4 separate regions of the Homo sapiens genome follow, and all the other regions are linked to region 1. A link is an interaction called in ENCODE POLR2A ChIA-PET data of the cell type or tissue named here. Cell type or tissue: PC-9. All regions are shown on one strand. Links, peaks and the distances in the headings refer to the core of each region. The heading gives the core; the rest is flanking DNA.

Region 1 (6,238 bases), core at 858-5,857:
CATTCTATCTGCATATCATTTACCTGTGTTTAGTTAGAAACCATGGTAATGAGGAAGCCTGAAGAAATGATTGAAATATTAGGAGGATACCAGGCCACCACGAGGCCACACTTCTGTTTTCTGGGGAACCAGATCCCTTAGGAACAAAGGGTGAGATGACAGGTAGCCCGCAGCAGTCTGTTCCAACAACCGGATTTGCCCTTTATGGGACAAATGAGCTGCCTGTGGTAAAACAGGGGACTAGAGATAACTGAAGCCTAGATTCCCAATGCTGCACCGGCTCTGGGGCTCTTGGAGCCCCTCCTGCCAGGTCTCACAGTCCTGCGCATCCTACAAGCGGGAAGCAAAGAAGTTCATCCACAAATGCAGGAGGAACCTGACCTAGACTCTGCTGCTGCTCTTGGATCTGACTGAATGATTCTGCATTCTTCTCCCCATCCATCCCCAGTGCTTTATTTTTATTCTTATTTCTTTTTAATTTTACTTTAAGTTCTGGGATACATGTGCAGAACGTGTAGGTTTGTTACACAGGTATACATGTGACATGGTGGTTTGCTGCACCTATCAACCCGTCATCTAGGTTTTAAGCCCCACATGCATTCGGTATTTGTCCTAATGCTCTCCCTCCTCTTGCCCCCCACCCCCCCACAGGCCCCAGTGTGTGATGTTCCCCTCCCCGTGTCCATGTGTTCTCATTGTTAAACTCCTACTTATGAGTGAGAACACGCAGCATTTGGTTTTCTGTTCCTGTGTTAGTTTGCTGAGAATGATGGCTTCCAGCTTCATCCATGTCCCGCAAAGGACATGAACTCATTCTTTTTCATGGCTGCCATCCCCATCATTGTACTTATGATTGAGCAAGATCCCATAGAAAGGTGCTACAGGCTGAATGTTTGTGTCTCTCCCAAAATTCATACATTGAAACCTTAATCCCCAATGCGATGGTGTTTGGAGATAGGGCCTTTGGGAGATAATCAGGTCATGAAGTCCCCATGATGGGATCAGTACCCCTATAAGAAGAAATATGAGAGAGCTTCCTCTCGCTCCCCCACTCCCTCACCCCCAACCCTGACCTTGTGAGTCAAGAAGAAAGTCATCTATAAACCAAGAAGGGGGCCTTCACCAAGAATCTGACCACGCTGGCACTCTGATTCTTGGACTTCCCACCCTCCAGAACCATGAGACATAAGGTTGCTTAACCTGCCTGGTCTATGGTCATTTTGTTATAGCAGCCCAAGCTAGGAAAAGAAAGCAAAGTCTTTAGGAAAATGCACGGCTGTGAGCTGAGTGTCCACTTCTCCACGGACAAGATTTAGAGCAACTCAGAATGTCCCATGGCTGATGGCAGGCACACAGTGGTGCCACAGGAAATTGGCTCAACCCACACTGGTGGCATAACCCAGGGGTCCCTACCTCTTGGGCCACAGACTGGTACTGCCCATGGCCTGCTAGGAGCTGGGCTGTACAATAGGAGGTGGGCAGTTGGGGAGTGAGTGAAGCTTCATCTGTATTTACAGCCACTCCCCATCACTGGCATGACCGCTTCCTGTCAGATCAGTGACAGCATCAGGTTCTCATAGGCACGAGAACCCTATTGTAAACTATGCATGTGAGGGATCTAGGTTGTGTGCTCCTTATGAGAACCTAATGCCTGTCAGTGATGATCTGTCACTGTCTCTCATCGTCCCCACATAGGACCATCTAGTTGCAGTAAACAAGCTCAGGGCTCCCACTGATTTACATTACAATGAATTGTATAATTATTTCACTATTATATGTAATATATAGTGAAATAATTGTAATATGTAATAATACTAATGTATGTAATAAATTATATACTACTAAAATGTAATACATAATAATACTAGAAATAAAGTGCACAATAAATATAATGTGCTTGAATCATCCCGAAACCATCTCCCCAACCCCACCCCACCCCATCCCTGGTCCATGAAAAAAACTGTCTGCCATGAAATTGGTCCCTGGTGCCAAAAAGGTTGGGGACCGCTGGCATAACCAACATAAACAAAAACACACACTCAGGCCCATCTTTCAAGCTCCGGCTTTAAGGACATTTTCTGCCTTGATTTATTAAATCCTGCAGTAGACAGCATGTGAAAGCCCAGTGCCGAAGGACCCCACAGACTTCCAATGGGGTCAGCTCCCCTGAAACCACAAGACTCAGAGACCCGTGGTGTTCCAGGAACCGATTTAAATGTCGCTTGAATCCTGAGGATTTTACTTTATTATTTTTTTAACTCTTGGGAAATGGTATGAAATGGCTGCTGTCATCCTTGCAGCATCTGCCTCCCAAGCCCACTGCATGGGTTCTCCCAACACCTCCCCTTGGCTCCCCTCCTGGCCAAGTTCAGAAGTGTGATGGGCTCAAAGGAAATGCCCCAGCGCCCACAGGCACCCAGAGGCTGCGTGCACCCTGGTGGTCCCTGTCGAAGCGGTCACGGCTCACCGCCAGACACCCTTGGTCCTTACAGCTCTGGCTCTGCCAGCCACAGACATCTTCAAACAGAGCCCATGAAAAGAAACACTGCTTCAGCTTTGCTCCCACCGCCATCCTGGGACCCAGGGTCCACAAGGAGAATATTTTCTTAAAGTAACTCCCTGATTTGCGGGGGTTTACCTGCCGTAGGGGAAATTTTTTAAAAAAAGAAAAGGAAAGCATTAGGAGCTTCTGTAAGAGCAGCCCAAGGAGGGGAGGGGAAAAGAAATGTCACCCTTGCTCTCTCCAGACCCGCCTGAATTTGAGGTTTGGCACAAATACCAAGACAGGGCTGGCCAAGAGAAAGGTGTGGCCCGGTGAAGGACATGTCCAGGAGTCCAGCAACTGTAAACTTGAATCCCAACCCTAACCTCGCCTAACTCCCAGCCAGGACTGCCAGTGACTCACTCATCTCTCTTGCCTTGGTGGCACCATCCAGTAAAAGACAGGACTTCTGACCTCACTGGGGAGCAGGAAGATTAGCTCATGTTTATAAAGCGCTTTGAAGATTAAAAAGCCTGTGCCTAAAGGGGGCTATTATTATTATAACTACCTGTGAAAAAAGAGAAAAAAGATTCCCATCTAGGTCTAATATTAGCTCTCATACAGAGCCAGAGGGGCAGGGAGGCACTGACTTCGTGGCAGCTCATACTTGTGCCCCTGGCACTAAGACGGTGCTTCCCAAAGTTTGGGATGGGGAACATCATGGGGGGGTGCATGGGTTGGTTTTAGAGGGTGGGCAGACAGCACAGAACAGTGTGTAATCACCGAAGGAGAAAGCGACTCCCTCTTCCATTCTCTTTTTTTTTTTTTTTTTGAGATGGAGTCTCGCTCTGTTTGCCCAGGCTGGAGTGCAGTGGCACGATCTCGGCTCACTGCAACCTCTGCTTCCCCGGTTCAAGCAATTCTCCTGCCTCAGCCTCCTGAGTAGCTGGGATTATAGGCATGTGCCACTACACCCAGCTAATTTTAGTATTTTTAATAAAGACGGGGTTTCACCATGTTGACCAGGCTGTTCTTGAACTCCTGACCTCAGGTGATCCACCTGCCTCTCAATTCTCTTTTAATCCTACTGATTCCATTTCAGGAGAAAGTCTCCATTTGGTGCTGCTAGGTCTGTACCATCTCTCCCTGGCCAATTTCCCTTCATTATAGACAGAGCAATAACCTCCCTCAAACTCAAAGGTTCGGCAGACAACTGTAGCTACCTAGAATTTATAAACATTGTTTTGATTTCATTGTGCTCATTATTTGTATAATTACTTTGAATCTATGAGAAGTGATACTGATTCACTACATTTCACTTTAAAGTTACATTTCTTTTTTTTTTTTTTTCTTTTTCCACGTTCAAGCGATTCTCTCCCCTCAGCCTCCTGAGTAGCTGGGATTACAGGCTCCTGCCACCACACCCAGCTAATTTTTGTATTTTTAGCAGAGATGGGTTTTCACCATGTTGGCCAGGATAGTCTCCAACTCCCGACCTCAGGTGATCCACCCACCTCGGCCTCCCAAAGTGCTGGGATTACAGGTGGGAGCCATCGTGATTGGCCAAAATCATGATTCTTTAAATTGGAGTTTCTCAACCTCAGCCCTATTAGCATTTGGGGCCAGATCATTCTTTGTGGTGGAGGCTGTCTTGTGCCTTATAGGATGCTGATCACCCTGTCCTGTGCCTTGCAGGATGCTAAGCATCTTTGGCCTCCTCTTCTCACCAGATGCCAGAGCATCCCTCCACCACCCAACTGGGACAACCAAAAATGTCCCTAGACATTGCCCAGTGCTGTCTGGGGGATAAACCCCAACCCCCAACACCTCCTCTGTTAGGAACTACTGCTTTTAGATCAATTCACTAAAAAACAAAAAAACAAAACTTAAATGTGTTAAATAGTAAGGTTGTACTAAAATGGCTCCAGTTTAGGAAAACCTATAACAGAGAAGCAGTCCTTCTCGCCCATGTCTGCTCCAGCTCCTGAGTCACGATCTAATGCCTCCAGGGCAGGCCTGTGCTCTGGAGCCCTCGTAGCCAAATACCATCATCCCAGTGGCTCCATTCACGGCAGGGGTCCTATCTGTGCTGGCTGATTAGAAGAGCTTTAACCATTTCTGGAAGTCATAAACAAGGGTGTTTGGAAACAATTTTCATTCCAGGCCCCTTCCCTGGTGTCAAACCCTGCTTATCAGATCTTGAGGTCTCAGTGGACACCTGCTTGTCATGGCTGGAGCAACTGCCTAGAGGCCAGAGAAAGGAGGCTCACGGGGGATCAATGGGAAACAAGGGTGGGCCCATTCAGGAATGTTGTTAAGTCCCAGAAGGGCCTTACAAGAAAGATCTAGTCCTTTCTTCCACCTTATCAAAGGAGAAACTGAGGCCCGGGAAGAAAGGCTCTATGATGTGTGCCGGGACAGATGCAGCCTGTAACAGAACATGGCGTAGAACTCAAGGCTTCCTCCAGTATTAATGTTCTCCAACACCACACTGTGCATGGCAATCCCCAGGCTAAAGAAAATGTCACTGCCCTAATACTCAAAATAGGAGGCAAAGGCTTACACATATGCTGCTTTTGACGTTTAAAACTCAGCAAGAGCAAAACTACACAAATGAAATAATTAAAATCTGCATTGGCAGCCACCCAGCAGGCAGGGGGACAGCCTGCTCCATCACCTGCTAAGCCCCCAGCACCCAACGGGCGGATGCCTACGAGCAGCTGCTATCAGAGGCTCCTTGGCATGCCTATCGTCCGGCTTTCCACGGGATGTTTTCCTTTCTTCTGCCTCTCCTATCTGGCATTTTCTTTGAGACGGAGTCTTGCTGTGTTGCCCAGACTGGAGTGCAGTGGTGCGATCTCAGCTCACTGCAACCTCCCCTTCCCCGGTTCAAGTGATTCTCTTGCCTCAGCCTTCTGAGTAGATGGGATTACAGGCACACGTCATCATCATGCCTGGCTAATTTTTGTATTTTTAGTAGAGACGGGGTTTCACCCTGTTGGTCAGGCTGGTCTCGAACTCCTGACCTCATGAGCCACCCGCCTCAGCCTCCCAAAGTGCTGGGATTACAGGCGTGAGCCACCGCGCCCGGTCCCCTCTGGCATTTTCATTCCACACCTCCTTCTCCCGAGATTACAAGGAAGTTAAATTGCCAAACTTCCTGGTTCATGCAAAGTTAAGACTGTCCATTAAATAGACGCCAGAGAAAATAAAGTCTAGTTTTGAAGATTTGGTATCAGCATGGCTCAAAGTACTTCTCTGTCTCAGGGACCAGCACCAGGCTTCTAAATGAAATCACAACCACAAAAGAGGCTTCTGGGGCCTTCAGCAAAACATGCTCACTGTCCTCCAGCCCTGTCTCTGAGGGTCCCCTCTCTGGAGTGGGAGTAGAGGCTCTCTGTGCACTTCCAAAGACACTCTAGGAATCAACTTTTATTATTCCCAGTGTTCAGATGAGAAACCTGGAGGTCACACATACCGTAAATGACAAGACCGTGGACTGAGGCTTTAACCAGATTTGCTCGTTCCAAAGCCTATACGGCTACCCCCTCTACATGCTGCTTCCCTATAAGCAAAGCTAACGTTGCCTGGAGATCCTTACTTTGTAGTTTGGAAAGCCAAGCCCAGGTAAGCTACGGACAGATATTAACAAGGCAACTTATCATTGCGATCCTATCAATGGTCTGGGCCATCAATCAATCAATCAATTAATATTCACTGAACCTGCCACATAAAATCCCAGAGTTAGCCATGCAG
Region 2 (6,238 bases), core at 514-5,513, 1.0 Mb before region 1:
CAATATGCTACTATAATATACCTCCATGTGTATCCCTGTTCAAAAGCTTATTGCTAATTAAAATAAACATTAGATTCCTGAGGTTTACTGAAAATTTTATTGCATTAAAAAAAAGCAAGTGTATGTGAGATGGTAAAAAAAAAAAAGAGCAAGAGAGAGATAAAAGTTAATTAATAGAATCTGGCCTTCTTCCAAAATATACTCTGAGTTTGAGGTATTTGGGATTGGGTAATTTAGGTTGGTTGGTATGTGAAAAACATCTGTCATGATGAGTCTTGCTATAATATGCGACTCACTGGGAAGGCACGGCACCATCTTCATCATCACGATGGGCTTCAAATATGTGCCACTTTCGGCATGACACCATTAAGTGTCTGGGTCCTTATTGGGCAATATTCTGTATTGATTATAATATGTTTTACCTTCTGAGGTTGGCTTGGAAAGTTGAATGGTAAGCAAAGTCATTAGTTGCCCTTGGAGTTGATTTATATCTCCATTGGGAGGTAGTTTTTCCACCACTTTTTCTTAAATGGAGTTGGGTTTGGAGTACCCTATCTGGTACTATTTATAATCTATTAGTCCCCATTTACTACAGGGTCTGGAACTAATTGCACATAAAAATTCCCAACTAGTTTCTGAATCAAAATAGTTATTTTTATGGCTAGAGCCAGGTTTTCCAAAGGGTGTACCATGAAATACTAGTGCCATAAGATGCTCCCCAAAAAGAATTTTATTGTTCAAATAAATTTGAGGGAAAACAGTCCATTGATGCTCTCTTTTGTTGGTATATTGCTAGATTTTGGGGTCCACAATAGCAGAATCAGTGTAAACATTATTATCGTTGAAGCAACTAGCATAATGACCAGCAAATAGAAGACATGTAAAAATATTATCGATAAATTAATGAACACTTAAACAATTCTGCAGTAAAGAAAGCACTTAGCTTTGCTCATTTAAACATTTCCCAATTTGTAACAGTCATGGAACCATTTTTTCGCATAAAAAACATTATAAACAGCTTATCTTCCAAAGAACATCTTGTAGGGAACTCTTGTCTAGAGTATTAAACACATTCATTAAAATAATTTTATGTATACATTCACTCATTCAATGTTCATGTTTTAGTACCTACTAAGTTCTATGTTCCGGGAACATATTAACAAAACATAAGCTCTGCCATTATTGATCTTTTAGACTACTAGGAGAAATATGACAGAGTCTTGTTTTTAAAACAAGGCAACATGTAGTAAGTGTCATATGAGAAGTGGGAATACGAAGATTACAAAGTGAGAAATGAACAAAAAATATCCACATTTGGATATCCTCCTCATGATATAAAATTTAAGAAGTAGTGTTCATTTGTATGATTTATGAAAGGTTATTTCTCACACTGCAAAGGTCAAGAAAGTACCACAAAATAATGAAATGCTCTCACTGTAAGACAAAAAGGAGTAGTGGAGACTGTTTAAAAAGTTTATGCTCAGCCGGGCTTGGTGGCTCCTGCCTGTAATCCCAGCACTTTGGGAGACCGAGGCAGGCAGATCGCCTGAGGTCAGGAGTTCGAGATCAGGCTGGCCAACATAGTGAAACCATGTCTCTACTAAAAATACAAAAAATTAGCCAAGTGTGGTGGCAGGCGCCTGTAATCCCAGCTACTCGGGAGTCTGAGGCAGAAGAATCGCTTGAAACCGAGAGGCGGAGGTTGCAGGGAGCCAAGATCATGCCATTGCACTCCAGCCTGGGCAACAAGAGTGAAACTCCATCTCAAAAAAAAAAAAGAAAAAAAAAGTTCATGCTCTGTTCTCACTCATAAGTGAGAGTTGAACAATGAGAACACATGGACACAGGATGGGGGACTTCACACACTGGGGCCTGTTGGGTTGGGGGAAAGGGAGGGAGAGCATTAGGACAAATACCTAATGCATGCGGGGCTTAAAACCTAGATGACAGGTTGGTGAGTGCAGCAAACCACCATGGCACATTTATACCTACGTAAAAAACCTGCATGTTCTGTCTATGTATCCCAAAACTTAAAGTAAAATAAATAAATAAATAAAATACCTATAAAAAAGTTCACACTCATATTAAAGGACGCAGTTGGCAAATGGATAGAACTAACTATTATCATGGACTTCATGCTGGCAAGTCTTCTGATCTGTTATGAGAAGTCACAAATCTGGATTTTGATCTACAATATTCTCATTATATCCTTATTTATTTTACATATCAACAAAGCTGACTCCATTACACACATATACCTATATACTTGTAAGGTAGATTAAATAGACACATTAACCTTTTTTTCAAAAATTATGCTAAAATTACAATAATGCATTTTTTTTTTTAAATACGTGAGCCTTGAGGATGTACAAAATTGGTGAAGGACGATAGTTGAAATGTTGTGGAAGCTGGTAAGGGGATGGCCCAGTGGTAATGGATTTAGCTGACCCAAGAAAGCAAAATCCCAAGCTTGGAATGAGGAAAGCTAAATTCTCTCAGAATTTTCAAAAAAGCTCAGTCAGTGGTATCTCATACCTCTGCAACTCGGGGAGAAGGCAGGATGGCTAACATCAGAAGGGCTGAGAAGCTGATGGAGACATATTGAGAGATCCCCACCTGTCCACTGTAACACATTCTGAGCAAACTGTTCTTCCCTACACGTTTGATACTATAGATTGGTCCCGTGGCTAGTATAAAATCGAGGGTCTGTGGATTGCAGGATGGCAGACAAGGATGAGAATGTGGATACTGTAAAGAATGAAAACAAGGGATTAAGCAGCCACATGCATCCTGAATCTTAAAAGGAATCACCCTGCACCCCAGCCTTCTTTCCCCATTTGGCACCAAACAGATGGGTGACCCGATTGTTAATCTTCAGACAGGAAATTGGGAAAATGTTTTCCTGAAAATCTGACTAGTGTTCCCTTAGGATCCTGACATCAAGGGATCCCAAACCAATAGCTCCCCAAATTATTCTACAGTAAACCTAAGAGCAATTCCAACAGCATGACTCTAATTGGTGGATTAGTCTTCATAGAGCAGAAAGCCCCAAATCAACAGATAATTTTTTTTAAAGACTCTAACATAGAAGATAGTGGTCAAAATGAATAAAGAGAGGTGGAAGAGAAACTATACAGGAAAAAAACAAATTTTTCGAAGTGCGACTTATAAGTGGGACCTATAAGCCTCTGTAAGTGTAGACAGTGGAACATATTAACCCAGTGAAAAGACTTCTGCCAGATATTTTGTACGAGGCTCATACTGTAGTTGCACCAGGCATACCAGCTTGATGAGTCTTGGGTTACTCAAGCCTTACTCATGAGCTTGCCCGCTGATTTACCCAGAAAGAGATTTTGTAAACTCTCAGGGAACTGAAACCAGAGCTACTGCTCAGTTTATTTTCTCTGTGGACATCTCATGTAAGTCGTAGCAACATTACCCTATCCTTACACAGCCAGGATTGTGCTTGCTACTCAGGTACACAAACTGAACAGTAAATTGTTTAGATACATGCACAGGTGTACAAATTTAAAATCAAATAAGCAAGTAAGTGAATGATTATCCGAAAAGTCAGGATAGTGATTATTTCCAGAGGAAGGAGGGTGTATTAGATTCCTATGACCACTATTAAATAAATTACCACAAACTTAGTGACTTCAAGCAACATGAGTGTATTCTCTTATACTTCTAGAATTCAAGGGGTAAAATCAAGATATTGGCAGGGCTGTCTTTCTTCTGGAGGCATTATGAGAGAATCTGTTTCCTTTTTTTTTCTAGCTTCTAGAGGCCTTCTGAATTTTTTTTGGTTTATGGCTCATCATGACAACCTTTGGTTTCCTCATCATATCTTTCTTTTCTGACTCTGATTCCTCCCGCACCCTCATATGAGGATCTTTATGATTACTTTGAGCCCACTTGGTTAATCCAACATAATCTCCCCATCTCAAAGTTCTTACTTTAACCACAGCCGCGAAGTCCCTGTTGCCACCTGAGGTAACCTATTCACAGGTTCTGGGGATTAGGATAGAGACATCATTGAGGTGTCATTATTCTATCACAGAAGGGGATGCAATCTGGGAGAGTCACTTGGGGGTTTTTGGTTTAAGATAAGCTGCACAATGGATGGCAAGTGTTTATTTTGCTTTTTATCATTCAACTGTACATATATATTTTATATACATTCCTGCAAGTCACATGTTTCACAAAAATGGGCTACACGTGTTATATATATGGGTCAAGTTTAGCTCCTTGTGTCTAGTTAGCAAATTTAATCTAGGATAATACTTATGTTGCAGGTTTACAACAGTGAGAAAGATGATACAGAGATTACTTCCTGCTTTTCTCTCTGACACAACTGTCTTTTTTTTTTTTTTTTTGAGACAGAGTTTCACTCTGTCACCCAGGCTGGAGTGCAGTGGCGCATTATCACAGCTCACTGCATCCTCAACCTCTCACACTCAGATGATCCCCCCACCTCAGCCTCCTGAGTAGCTGGGACTACAGGCATGCACCACCACAGCCAACTAATTTTTGTAGATATGGGGGTTTCGCTATGTTGCTCAGGTTGGTCTCAAACTTCTAGGATCAAGATATCTGCCTGCTTCAGCCTCCCAAAGTGCTGGAATTACAGGCATGAGCCACCACGCCTGGCAGTGATTTCTTCTTAATTACAGCCTAATTTCCTTTGGACTTGAGGCTGTAAGCAAGAGCAATGTGTTTGTCTTTTAGAATGAAGTAGGGCAGTAGTATTAACAGTTTCATGTAATGGTCAATTGATATATGTCATTGTATTAGGCTCTTCTTGTATTGCTATAAAGAAATACCTGAGACTGGGTAATTTATAAAGAAAAGAGGTTTAATTAGTTCTTGGTTCTGCAGGCTGTATAGGAAGCATGGCACCTGCATATGCTTGCCTTCTGGGGAGTACTCAGGGAGGTTTTATTCATGACAGGAGGTAAAGCGGGAGCTTGCATGTCACATGGTGAAAGCAGGAGGGAGAGAGACAGAGAGAGAGAGAGAGAGAGAGAGAGAGAGTGAGTGGGGTGTCAGTCACACACTTTCAAACAACCATATCTTGCAAGAACTCACTCACTATCCCAAAGACAGCAGCAAGCCATGAGGGATCTGCCCCCATGATTCAGGCACCTCCCACCAGACCCCACCTCCAACTCTGTGGATTACATTTCAACATGAGATTTGGCTGGGGACATATATTCAAACTATATTAGTCATCAAAATGATAATTTGAATTTGATTTTGTTTGGTCTTAGAGGAGACATTCTTGAGGCTCATTTGAAAAAACCAATATCCCAGGTCATTCTAGACTATCTATCCTTTCCATATGTTTCAAGAACTTAACAGACTTTATACAAAAAGCCGAATATGGGGTCTAAGGAATATTTAGTTGCATGGTATATGACTAATTTTTCACCCCATGGGAGACAAAAGCGTATTCTTGGTCAGCCTCTTAGCATTTCCAGGGATCCATTTTTCTTTCCTTTCTTCCAAACTAATAAATTCTCCAGGAATGCTGAGAAACCTTCAGGCCTAAAGAATTTAGAAATTGTGGATGGTATACTGGTAAAAGCAATCAATAAAAAACTATAACATTAGAGTCTACTTGCAAAACAGGAGGAGTAGCAGGCAATCTCGACAGTGGAAATAGCCCAGGTAAACTTACATTCAATTGTAAATTGTTGAAGTGAGATACTCAACATATTGCATCTGGGAGGTTTCCCCTGAGTGTTGAATCTCCTCAAGTGATCAAACCCAAAATTTCTCTGGAAATAAAGTCAGAAATTGAATGATTTTGAAAAGGAATTTTCTTGCAGTGTTTGTCATTTTTTCCTAGTCTGGGTAAGTGGCATAAGGTAGAGAAAATTTAGAAAGAATAAAATGTTTTCAGTTATTACAAGAATGAAAATATCAATATTTTAAAATATCCAAACAAGTTGAAAGATTATTGTTGCTGTCACAAATTAGAGATGAGCAGCTGGGAAATATTGATTGTCAAATTTTCAAGTTTGGTATCTTTTCAAATATAAAATAATGTGTTTCCTAGGTGGTAGTTTAAACCATCCGAGTACATGGCTTCTTTAGAATTAACTTTAAAGGAGTTTTCTTTATTTTGGCCTAAGAGGTGATACTATCCCAGGCATCATAAAAGCATAGCATTTGAAATTTACCTTTTTAAAATGTAGATAGATTTGAACTAGAAAATAAAGAATTTGATTGAGAT
Region 3 (6,238 bases), core at 894-5,893, 310 kb before region 1:
GGGCTCTGGGATCTGCCCACTGGACTTTATTTTCCACCTAAGGGATTATTACCCTTGCTGGGCCCTGAGTTCATTTTCACCCCCAGTGGTCTCAAGCCATAAATTTCAAACTGCTTTTAACATGGCCAGACAGATTTGTAAGACTCCTATAGACAGCATACAATTAACCATCTCCTGTCAGCTGGAAAATCAGTTCAATAGCCATTCAAGTTCATGTCCAAACCCCTTTACATTAACGAAAGCTTAGAAAGGTTCCTTGACTCTCAGAGCTAGAATCTCTCAGAAGCCGTGGAGACAGGAGGAACTCTGAAAGGGGAGATAGAGTCAGCTACCAGAAAGGAGGGCTCTGCACATGTCAGATGCTCATACAGGTTATAAGTCAACACAGTAGCACCAGTTACTTTTTTTTTTTTCACCCTGATCACTTTTTTGGAGCAGCTATGCAAGTAAGTCCTACAAGATACCAGCCTGTTGATTTTTAGTAGTCTGCTCTGTCCCTGGAAATTGATGTGCAAGTAGATACTTACCAGGGGCAAATAGCAAAATGGCCAAGTGAACATGCTTGTCAGTGGCTGAGGGCACTGGCATGAATCATAGAGTCTACAGATTATTTCTGTAGCAAAGTAGAAGGAAACACTGCTGCACGGAGCAGGTCTCTCATCCTTGGCATTGGGGCCGTGGCCACCAACTCAGAAGAGAAGCACCATAGCCAAGCATCGTGATGGGTGATGCCCAGAGTAAATGCATGTGTCTTTCCAATGAAAGTGTGGGGCGAGACTGATTATTGCGCAGACTTCACGAGCCAAGATGGTGGGGGACTAATACAGATAAAAGACAAACAAGAAAGCCTTCCATAATCCTGGCTCAACTTACCTTGCTGATTTGGTATCTTACTATTCTCCTGCTCTTCAACCATTCTATGCTCCATTCACATCAAATAACTTATTATTCCTCCTTCTTTCTCCTCCTCCTACTTCCTCTTCTTCTTCCCCCTTCTGCCTTTCCTTTTTCATCCCCAAATCTCTTGGGTCTGCTTTTGCTAATATTCCTCCTTCCATCTGAGATGCCTTTCTTTTTAACTGTAAATCTCTATATATTCAAATTCTACTTGGATTTCAAATCTCATCTCAAGTGTTACCTCCTTCTTTTATAAAGCCTTCTGTTATTACCCCTGAATTCCATTTTATGGCAATAAGAACTTTTTCTTGGAGTAGTACTTTTTGTGGTTATATCTTCTCTCCTATTATTAGATTGTACATTCTTTGAAGGCAAAAGTCATGTTCAATTCACCCTGATAAAGCTAGAATGAATACAACAATGCCTTAAACACAGTATGTGATAGGCACTCCATAACCACTAATATGTTAATGAGGACACGGAGGTGTAGTCAAACAAATAGACACACTGGCTAGATAGCTTCATCTGCATACAGTTTTTCAACTTGTCCAAGACTGAAGTCATCTTGTCCCCCAAGTCTTTATTTTCTGTTAGAGTGAGGGGTCTCAACACCATCCAGTTAAAAATTCTCAAAGCATCCTCAACTCTCCCTACTCCCATGCCTTTACAATCAATCCCCAAGGCCTCCTGATTTTACGTACCAAACATTCCTTTAACCCGTACCCCTCTTCCCTGCAACCACCGTCCTAGTTAGAAATCCTTTCTCCTAGATTATTGCATCATCCTTCTTATGGGTTTCACCAACTCAAGGGTTACACTTGTCTACTTCATACTCCATTTTGTCCAGTGAGTGATCAATCTAAAACAATCCTGATTGTACCAATCTCCCAGGTTAAAATATTTCAAAGCCTCCCCCTTGCTTATAGAATAAAGTCCAATCTTTTTAATCCAGCCTGGAAAGTTCTTGGTTATATGGTCTTTCTCTACTCTGAAGAGCTTTATCTCTTGCCTCTCCTTTCTTTGCTCTTTAAGGAGAAAGCAACGCTGTACCCCTTGATGCTCCTTGCTGTATCTCCCCTAGCTGTGGCTGCACATGAGTGATCCTCTGTGCTGATCCTCTGATCTCTTCTCCTGGGTACTCCTGCTTACTCATCCTCTAAGCCTTAGCTGAGAGTAAGCCTTCCCTCCTCCTGGGCTGTGTCAGCCTCTCCACTGCACTCTCAGACCACTTTCTTATTCTCTCCTCCTACCGTTTACCACATTACATTGCAATCATCTTTTCTCATACCTGCCTCTCTCATGAGACTGAGCCTTCTGTGATAATGATCAGTATTTTATTTTATTTGCATGTGCAACCAGAATAAAGAGTAGCCCCAACCCCCCGCTTTTTTTTTGTCACTTTGTAAATGTCATTGGGGCAATATGAAACTTTGGTAGAATGCTTTATTTCCTAATTGCTAAGATTCCTACTACTTCCAAAGATTCAGAAGGAAAACACGATGCTCCAAGACGGGTCAGGACTCTTGCCCAGCTAGCTTTCATCTGGTTCATCCTGGCAAGATTGGGAGAGTTGATGGAAATACTTCAACTTCCCTGTACCCAAGCCAAGGGTTCTTATTATGAGATGACCTCATTAGTGACACATCATTATTTTAACCATATTCAAAACTGAGATGTGTGGAGAAATAGAAAGTAAAAAATAAGAAGAAGAAGAAGAAGGAAAAGGAGGAGGAGGAGGAGAAGAAGAAGGAAAAGGAGGAGGAGAAGAAGAAGGAGGAGGAAGAGGAGGAGGGGAAGAAGAAGAAGAAGAAGAAGAAGAAGAAGAAGAAGAAGAAGGAGAAGGAGAAGGAGAAGGAGAAGGAGAAGGAGAAGGAGAAGGAGAAGAAGAAGAAGAAGAAGAAGAAGGAGAAGGAGAAGGAGAAGGAGAAGGAGAAGGAGAAGAAGAAGAAGAAGAAGAAGAAGAAGAAGAAGAAGAAGAAGAAGAAGAAGGAGGAGGAGGAGGAGGAGGAGGAGGAGGAGGAGGAGAAGGAGAAGAAGAAGAAGAAGAAGGAAAAGGAGGAGGAGGAGAAGAAGAAGAAGGAGGAAGAGGAGGAGGGGAAGAAGAAGAAGAAGAAGAAGAAGAAGAAGAAGAAGAAGGAGGAGGAGGAGGAGGAGGAGGAGAAGAAGCAGAAGCAGAAGCAGAAGAAGAAGAAGAAGAAGAAGAAGAAGAAGGAGGAGGAGGAGGAGGGAAGGAAGGAAGGAAAAGGAAGAAGGAAGGAAGAAGGAAGAAGGAGGAGAAGAAGAAGAAGGAGGACAAGGAGGAGAAGAAAGAGGAGAAAATAAAATAAGCCACACTGAAATTTCCTGATTAAAAAGAAATTTTTAACCATCTAAAAACTGGAAACCCCCATGAGGTTGCTACAGTTTCTCTCCCTTTGTCTGGAAATGACAATATGAGCAGTGAGATCTAACAAAGTTCTCTGAAAAATACAGAAAAAAATTGTCAAGTCCTGAAATGCCCGCAGAATGCAGTCTAGGCCTTGAGCCTTCTGTGAGGGAAAGTAATTGCGGTTTTTCCCATTACTTCTACACCAACCTAATATATAGCTCCACATAATAACGTTTTACCTGGGGTTACTATTCTAGGCATTGAATAAATCAATTAAGAAAGGCTTTTCCCAAAATGGAGCCTGCGCGATGTTTGAATTTTGCTATCTCCTGCTTCACACTCTTGATCTTTCTTCGCGGTGGCAGCTCTGGTAACCCCCTTTCCTGCTGCCCACAGCCAGCTGTGTAGGAACGAGAGGGACATGCTGCATGAAAAGGAGTCTGATTGCTGAGGAGCAGGGTCTGGGGAAACTAAGAGCAAACCACCTATACAGCCTGGAGGTAATGAGACCTGGGTTGTCCTTCTGTCTGCAAATTGGAATCAAAGTGATTATTTTTACTGTACCGTTGTTCTGCTAGATTTTAGCTGAAGCTTTATCAAAGCCTGGTTCATTTAAAACAGTGTTTCTAGGGGAAAAAAAATACATTCCAAATTCCAAACAACAAGGTTGCAAATGAAGGTGTGGGAAAGAGTCTCTTTTTAAAGTGGAGATGCCACATGTCTTTGTTAATTAACCAGAAGATTGGAGTCAGTATTCCTCGCTGCTTTCTCAATACCTTCAGTTCTTACTGAACTTGTCATTAACCCAAACATCCTGCTTTATTCCCATCAAAACTGTTTCCACGTTTGTTGTTCTTCGTCATCATGATCTTTGTGCAATGGATTTTTGAAACTAAAAATCTCAGGACTTCACTTTTGACCCCATTGAATTTCATTTGGCTTGTTTTGATGCCTGGCTACCAGACTCTTCAGATCATTTTTAATTCTTATTGGTAATACTATCAATATTGGTTATCCTGTATAACTGTTGATCATCAACACATTTCAGAAGCATTTCTTTTATGACTTCATCTAATTTTTTTTAAATTAAAGTGCTAAGTAGGACCATGGTAAAGTAGAACTCAAATGATCTTCCCCTGAAGATGTTCCCTCACATTAACACCCTTCTATTAATAGCATTGAACAGTCAAAAAAGGTTTGTAAGATATGGCAGCCATCCTAAGCACAAGGGTAAAGAAGCTTGATATCTGCCTCAAATCCCTCCACCCTGTCATGGGTACCAACCAGGTGTTATCGAAAAGGGGTCCCAATCCAGACACCAAGAGAGGGTTCTTGGATCTTGCACAAGAAAGAATTCAGGGTGAGTCCACAGAGTAAAGTGAAAGCAAGTTTATTATGAAAGTAAAAGAATAAAAGAATAGCTATTCCATAGACAGAGCAGCCCTGAAGGCCGATGGTTGGCTTTTTTTTTTTTTTTTTTTTTTTTTTTTTTTTTTTTTTTTGAGATGAAGTCTAGCTCTATCGCCCAGGCTGGAGTGCAGTGGTGCGATCTCGGCTCACTGCAACCTCCACCTCCCGGGTTCAAGCGATTCTCCTCCCTCAGCCTCCTGAGTAGCTGGGATTACAGGTGTGCACCACCATGCCCAGTTGATTTTTGTATTTTTAGTAGAGACGGGGTTTCACCATGTTGGCCAGGCTGGTCTCAAACTCCTGACCTCGTGATCTACCCGCCTCAGCCTCCCAAAGTGCTGGGATTACAAGCGTGAGCCACTGCACCCAGCTGCCCATTTTTATGGTTATTTCTTGATGATATGCTAAATGAGAGGTGGATTATCCATGCCTCTCCTTTTTAGACCATACAGGGTAACTTCCTGACGTTGCCATGGCATTTGTAAACTGTCATGGTGGTGGCGGGCGTGTAGCAGTGAGGATGACCAGAGGTCACTCTCCTCACCGTCTTGATTTTGGTGGGTTTTGCCAGCTTCTTTACTGCAACCTGTTTTAACAGCAAGATCTTTATGACCTGTGTCTTGTGCTGACCTCCTATCTCATCGTGTGACTTAGAATGGCTAACTGCCTCAGAAGCAGCCCAGTAGATTTCAGCCTTATTTTACCCAGCTCCCATTCAAGATGGAGTTGCTCTGATTCAAACGCCTCTGACACAGGTATCACGCTAGAGCTTTATGAGTTAATACCAGACTGTTGATTGGTCCTCATCACACCCTCAAATCAAGGCCTTATAAAAAGAAAATTTAGAATTATCACCTGTTTTAATTACATTTAGTGAAAATATCTATTTTGAGATATTAAATGATAATATAGAAATATTTATATTTCTCAAACATGAGCTTTAAAAAAAAAGTGTGAGAACTGCTGCTGAAGTGCCCAAGTCTCACCCTTCAAGCCTCTGGGTAGGTCAGCAGCCCCATTAATGAGATGTCTTTATCTCTCCTCCTCAGTGACACCGTGAGGCAAAGCTAAGCAAGTCAAAATCACTTAAGAGGCAGTTATTTCATCTCTGACAATCAAATCTTGTTCTGGACAAAAGAGAACACTTTATACCATGAGGCATTTTATAGATAAGCTGCTGAGAACTCCCAGCACCCACAGTACAATCAGGTTCATCAGCTGACCTTTTATCTTCCCGTGTGACAAAGCAGGGACAGACCCTTCCCAAGGACACAATGTGATCATGAGCGGTCCAGTCCCACGAAGCCTGGTCTTCACTTCTTTTGCCACCAGCAGGGTGGTTGTATGGGGGGGTGGGGGGTGGGGGCAGGGGGAACAGGGATAGAGGCATGTAGGGCTTTGGGGGATTAGTCAGAGCCATCAGTCACCTAACACTTGAAGAGATCTTCTAAAGGAACAAGAGACAACGGAGTGGAAGGAGAACTATCTAGAGAAGAAAGGAAGATGGTAATAGCTAACATTCCTTGAGTATCTACAACATGCCAGGTATGTTCTAGGCACTTC
Region 4 (6,238 bases), core at 873-5,872, 230 kb after region 1:
CAGGTGTGAGCCACAGCACCCGGTCTACATGTTTTTGTTTGAATGCCTGTTTTCAGTGATGTTGGGCCTACTCTGAGGAGTGGAATTGCTGAGTCACAGGCTAAGGATTTCATGCTTAGGAGCATCATAGGAGCAGCTAGAGGCCATGTAAGTGAGGAGCTGCATGATTAGAACTGTGTTTCTAAGCATTGGCTATAGCTGCTGTGGGTGGAAAGTTGGAGGGAAGCAGGAGTGGCCAGAGGTGACAATAGTCCAGGAGAGAGACCAGTGGAGGCTGGTGGCAGGGGGAAGGAGAGAAGTCACGAATTGCATTCTCCTCATCTCTTTTGCTCCTGCTCTTCTCCCTATCACAGCCGCAGACATCTAGCCACAAGCGAGAAATAACCATTTTCCCTGCAGACATTTTCACATTCTGAAACAACGAGGGGTTGAACAACAACCCTTGAGCAACACAGGTTTGAACTGTGCAGGTCCACTTACATGTGGATTTTCTTCTGTCTCTGCCACCCCAGAGACAGCCAGACCAATACCTCCTCTTCCTCCTCCTCCACAGCGAACTCAGTGTGAAGATGATCCACTTCCACTTAATGAATAGTAAATATATTTTCTCTTCCTTAGGATTTTCTTAATAATATTTTCTTTTTTCTCATTTACTTTATTGTAAGAATACAGTATATAACAGGGGTCCCCAGCCCCTCGGCCACAGACCTGACCTGGTCCATGGTTTGTTAGGAACTGGGCCTGCACAGCAGGAGATGGGCGGCAGGCAAGCGAACGAAGCTTCATCTGTATTGACAGCCACTCCCCATCACTCACATTACCACCTGAGCTCCGCCTCCCATCAGATCAGCGGCAGCATTAGACTCTCAGAGGAGCACGAACCCTATCGTGAACCGCACATGCAAGGGACCTACGTTGTGATGATCGGTCACTGTCCCCCATCACCCCTAGATGGGACGGTCTAGTTGCAGGAAAACAAGCTCCTCTACATTATGGGGAATTGTATAATTATTTCATTACATATTACAATGTGATTGTAATAAAAATAAAGTGCACAATAAATGTCATGTGCTTGAATCATCCCGAAACCATCCCTCCCCCCACCCCAGTCCATGGAAAAATTGTCTTCCATGAAACCGGTCCCTGGTACCAAAAAGGTTGGAGACTGCTGGTATATAATACATATAAAAAATATGTGTTGATCGACTGTTTATGCTATTGGTAAGGCTTCTGGTCAACGGTAGGCTATCAGCAGTTAATTTTTTGGGGAGTCCAAAGTTATACGTGTAATTGACTAAATGGAACTGACTGTGTGGGGAGGGGGCCGGTGCCCCCAAGCCCCACATTATCCAAGGGTCAATGTAGTGAGCTGGTAAGCACAGCTGATTGTGGGCAAGACAGGTGGTTTTGAACTTCTTCCCAGCTGGACTATGAGAAACTCACTGACCCCCACAAAAAAAACTTTTCATGGTCTCTTTTAGCTCCAAGCCTCCATGATTTCTGTGGGAGGCTGTCCTGTAACCATCAGCTCTTCACCTCCAATCATGAAGTGGTTTCCACTGTAAAGGAAGCTGCTGATTCACGTGGAGACTCTACTATCTTCTTATCAGTCCTTTATTTATATAACTGTCTGACTTATGAGTCAATCTTTAGGACAGGATAAAAGTTCACATCTTCTCCCATCTGAATAATCTAAGACCTAGAACATTATCTTGAGGCACCCATTTTGTCAACAAACAAACAAAAAACAAAAATGCCAGCAAACCAAAGAAAAATGGAAACTGTCCACTTGCACCTCTTTTGAGTCCTCCTGCAAACTGGCATCTACAAGAGGAACTGTCACTCACAGCACCTTTACTGTCATGTGGCAAGGTATCAGTGGCTTCTGAAGGTGCTGCTTCATGCAGAATGTTTTGGGTGCCCCCTACATTCTAATTTACTACAGGTAACTGTTGGTAAAAGGCCCACTCAGACTTTCCCATGTAGCTGGTTCTCAATAGATCCTCTATGGAAGGAAAGAAGGAAGGATGAACCGAAAAATGGATAAAGTATACACCCCCATGGAAGAAGGAAGAAATAGATCCAATGTCATGATTTGCATTGGTTTTGCTGCCCCATTTCCTTGAGACTAATTTTTTTTTTTTTTTTTTTGGATACACGGTCTCGCCATCTCCTATAGGCTAGAGTGCAGTGGCACAGTCACGGCTCACTGCAGCCTCAACCTCTCGTGCTCAAGGGATCCTCCCACCTCAGCCCCTAGGGTAGCTGGGACTACATGCACACACCACCACACCTGGCTAATTTTTAAATTTTTTGTAGAGCCAGGGGTCTCACTATATTGCCCAGGCTGGTCTCGGACTCCTAGGCTCAAGTGATCCTCCCGCCTCTGCTTCCCAAAGTGCTGGTGTGAGCCACTGCGCCTGGCCTGAGGCTGATTCTGGCAGTAGTGAGGTCAACAGGGGATTACACACCCAATACTTGTGCCATAAAAGCTCCAACCAAGAGTCAAAGGGTTGATCTCGTAGAAAACTCTTTAGCTAAAGACAGAGCCAAAAAACCAAAGTGCAGCTCAAAGTCAGATGTGCTCTTAGACAGGTCCCCCGAGAGAGCTGGGAATCCTGGGACTCCATCACTTACATTTTCCTAGAGAAGTCTAAGCCCCTGGGTTCCTTTGGCAGTCTGGCAGCTTGGGGCTCTTCCCAGGCTGTTTTTGAAAGGGGGGAATCACCCTGCCTGACCCTTTTCCAACACTACCCATCTGACTCCTGCTAGTGGAGGGGCTCTTTAAGTCCCAGGGGAAGGGCTATTCAAGTGCTTAGAAGATTTTGCAATCAAACTTTCAAGGGTAAATATTTGCAGTGACTCACCAGAGAGGTTTTTCTGCTCTCCTTCTGGCCCCTGGGGAGCCACAGGGCTCTTTCCCCAGGTCTGTTAGCAGTTTACGATGATTATCCGTAGGCTCCCTGGACAGCTCATGAGTCAAGAGACTGGGTTCCCGTAACCCACTCCCTTGCCCGGAGGCACCTGGGCTCACCATACCAGAGGTCAGCAGCACATTTACAGCACCATAGCCTAGTAAAGTCAATGGTACAAGTGTCCAGCTTGTGGCCTGGAGGCTTTGCCCAGGCTCGTGGGACAGGCAGACAATTTACAAGGTAAGTAACACATCATAAAATTGAGCAGCAAACACTAATGAGCCTACAAGCCAGGACAGAGGACCTTTCTCTCCGACCAGGGAAACTGACACAGCCACTGTCCCAGGTTTGGGCAGGCGTGCCCTGCTAGCACCGACCACAGTGACCAAGGATAACGCATCGTGCTTTCCTCTAGACCCCAAGAAGCAACTGTAAACCTTGGGAGGCTTTCAAGAGACTCCCCAGATCAAGGGACCTTAACACTGTCCCCAAACTCTATTTGGCAGCTGGTTTATCGCGGCCACCACTATCATCCACCCCCATGATTATGACTTTGGTGAGTCTCTCTCCTGCTTCAAATCACAGATGTGGTCCCTGACTGAGGCTCACTCTGTTTGCAGAAGGGGACTACGGTGTCATCAGAGAGCTGGGGAGTGGAGGGGTGAGCTTCCTCAGAGTGTAGCTACAAGAGAAAGCATTTGGCTCTGCATTTGTTGGTGCTCTGTGTGGGTGCCCAATGGCTTGAAGTTGTCAGCATATCTGGGCACACAAGTTTGTCTCAGGCCCCCCGGGGGTTCTGATGACACGTTAAGCTCATAGGCCATGTGGCAATCATCCTGCAGAACTTTTGGTTCCGTCTGATCCCAGCTGAACCAATTCAGAATGGGCCAGACACAAGATACAAATGGTGCTGAGCAGGGAAATGATCATCGATTCAACTCCACTGAGTAGATGTTCGTCCATTTAGTTGGTAACAATTTATTAAGCATTCCTACATGCCAAGGCCCAAATTGGGTGCCGGGGACACAGGGGTGAATGAGACAGGGCCAGGCTCTTAGGAAGTTTGGGAGCAGACAGGTGGTATGCAAACAGATACCCCCACGCTGGACACTCTGCTCCGATGCTACGAAGGAGGCCACCTTTGGGAGCTGATGGAGAATTTCAGGGGAGGACCTCGTTTAGGAAGGGTGTTTAGAGGCGGACTCTTTGAAAAGGTGCAACTGCAACTGAAATTGAGATCTGAAGAATTAAAGGGGGAGGGGCGGTTGAGGGCAAAATAACTTTCTGTGCAGAGGAAAGAACAAGAACGAGGCCCAGCGATGGGCAGGATCTTTGTGTGTTCAAGAAACTTGAAGTCCTGTGTATCTGGAGTCTAGTAAGTGATGGGGAGAGTGAACTTGAATTTTACTTCAAACACAATAAGCCCCAAAAGGATTCATCTCAGGAACGTGGCAAAGGTCAGTTTTCATCTGACCTGGGTTTTTACCAGGTCCCCCTCATACTTTTTCTTTGGCTTTCCATGCAACACACAGATGCAACATGGTCATCTAGGATTAGGGAATGATTTAGGAATACAGGGACATTTTCTGATTTTGAAACAGCCCAATTTCCAACCTCTGCATCAGATCTATCCACAGGTGGGCTGTGCGTGGTGGTTCATGCCTGTAATCCCAGCACTTTGGGAGGCCGAGGTGGGAGGATCACTTGAGGTCAGGAGTTCAAGACCAGCCTGGGCAACATGAAACCCTGTCTCTACCAAAAATACAAAAATTAGCCAGGCGTGGTGGTATACGCCTATAATCCCAGCTACTCAGGAGGCTGAGGCAGGAGAATTGCTTGAACCCAGGAGATGAAGATTGCAGTGAGCTATGATCCCACCACTGCACTCCAGCTTAGGTGACTGAGACTCTGTCTTAAAAAAAAAAAAAATCTATTGACAGGTGGACCTCTTGACCCTTGACCTCCATCTGCAGGCTTGGTCTTGTCCCTAGGACCAATCTGGACTTATCACAAGGTACACTTAGGGGTTTTCCTCAACCCATAATGTGACACTCAACATCTGTTCTTTGTTGTTCTGCAAACAGTATCTCTATCTGCCTTTTTCCTGGGCTTGGACGAGTCCCTGTCCCCCAGGTCTGTTGCTGGCATGCTTCCAGCCAGATGCTGTGCTTTCCTAGGATTGGAGCCTCATCCCTGCTTCTGAGCCATCGTCCAGTGTCAGGAGTCTTGCTATGTGGCGACAGACCTTCCAGAAGCTGACTGGGGTCTGCCTGCACTTTCAAACAGTGCCTGATTCGGGATCCCACTGCTGTCCCGCTCCACCCGTCTCCTTACCCAGCATGGCTCTTGGCTCGTTCGTGATAGTAAAGACAGGTGCACCACACCCTGCCTGGGCCCTTCCCTCCAGACCCCCCTCTGCTTGGCAGGTGGAGCTCCCTCTCAACATCTAAAACTGTTCTTCTGTCCAGTGAGGGGGCTGAGTCTCAGGGCCAGGCCTCTGCCCGTCTCTTCCCCAACCTGCTGCTGTGAATGCCCAGCTATGGCCCAACGACATGCTAGCCTCAGCGTGTGCTCCACAGGCAGGAATCAGGGCATATGTTCAAGTTTATAAGGGGCCTATGAAAAAAGAGACTGCCAGCAGATTCCCTATTAAATGGGCTTCCCTTGCAGTAAAAGATTTAAATTAGAGTATCTTCTAAACAGGGGCGTAATGGGACCACCACAGGTCATTTAATCCATCCCTCTGCCACTTGCCATTAAAGGAAGAGCATGCTTGTGTCACCTGCTAGTCATCACCTAGACATGCTAAAGAAATATACAGACTCCCAAGAGGCTTCCGAATAGCTATTTTCCAAATTAATCAGGAGGGGAATTCTTTTCTTCAAATAAAGTCCTTTTTTTTAAGTGTTTTAATTTTGTTGCTGTTGTTGAGACAGGGTCATGCTCTGTCACCCAGGCTGGAGTTTGGTGGCACAATCACAGCTACTATAACCTCAAACTCCTAGGCTCAAGCCATCTTCCCACTTCAGTCTCCCAAGTAGCTGGGACTACAGGCGTATGCCATCATGCCTGGTTAGTTTTTTTAAAAAATTTTTGTAGACACAGGGTCTCACTACGTTGCCCAGGCTGGCAAACTCTTGGGTAGGAGCATTTTTTTTTTAGACAGTCTCGCTCTGTTGCCCAGGCTGGAGTGCGATGGTGCGATCTCGGCTCACTGCAACCTCCGCCTTCCGGCTCCTGCCTCAGCCTCACGAGTAGCTGGGACTACAGGCGCGTGCCAACACGCCCAGCTAATTTTTTGTATTTTTAGTAGAGATGGGGTT

Evidence for each region. ChIA-PET counts read pairs that join two places held together with the same protein. Peaks named below come from ENCODE experiments on the same cell type or tissue, not always from the same donor. Only the 100,000 strongest peaks of a DNase experiment are listed, where the experiment ranks them.
Region 2: POLR2A ChIA-PET joins it to region 1 with 7 read pairs; 3 of 35 experiments call an interaction of 5 or more read pairs at or near these places.
Region 3: POLR2A ChIA-PET joins it to region 1 with 8 read pairs; 3 of 35 experiments call an interaction of 5 or more read pairs at or near these places.
Region 4: POLR2A ChIA-PET joins it to region 1 with 7 read pairs; 3 of 35 experiments call an interaction of 5 or more read pairs at or near these places.

What each region holds. Positions count from the first base shown.
Region 1 is chr17:72,453,354-72,459,591 of GRCh38, forward strand. All of the region lies in intron 1 of LINC00673 (long intergenic non-protein coding RNA 673), which reads right to left. Among named protein-coding and RNA genes, the nearest start is that of LINC02003, 110 kb to the left of the region's middle. In PC-9, for the core only: no CTCF peak of the experiment used is centred there; DNase peaks (open chromatin) are centred at 2,868 and 5,638; H3K27ac peaks cover 3,884 bases.
Region 2 is chr17:71,409,713-71,415,950 of GRCh38, forward strand. No RefSeq gene overlaps it. Among named protein-coding and RNA genes, the nearest start is that of CASC17, 210 kb to the left of the region's middle. In PC-9, for the core only: no CTCF peak of the experiment used is centred there; a DNase peak (open chromatin) is centred at 3,339; H3K27ac peaks cover 3,825 bases.
Region 3 is chr17:72,144,087-72,150,324 of GRCh38, forward strand. No RefSeq gene overlaps it. Among named protein-coding and RNA genes, the nearest start is that of SOX9, 26 kb to the left of the region's middle. In PC-9, for the core only: no CTCF peak of the experiment used is centred there; no DNase peak of the experiment used is centred there.
Region 4 is chr17:72,681,202-72,687,439 of GRCh38, forward strand. The region is part of intron 7 of SLC39A11 (solute carrier family 39 member 11); the gene reads right to left. Among named protein-coding and RNA genes, the nearest start is that of LINC00511, 44 kb to the left of the region's middle. RefSeq lists an enhancer at 5,257-5,757. In PC-9, for the core only: no CTCF peak of the experiment used is centred there; DNase peaks (open chromatin) are centred at 1,580, 2,570 and 2,950; H3K4me3 peaks cover 1,054 bases; H3K27ac peaks cover 3,811 bases.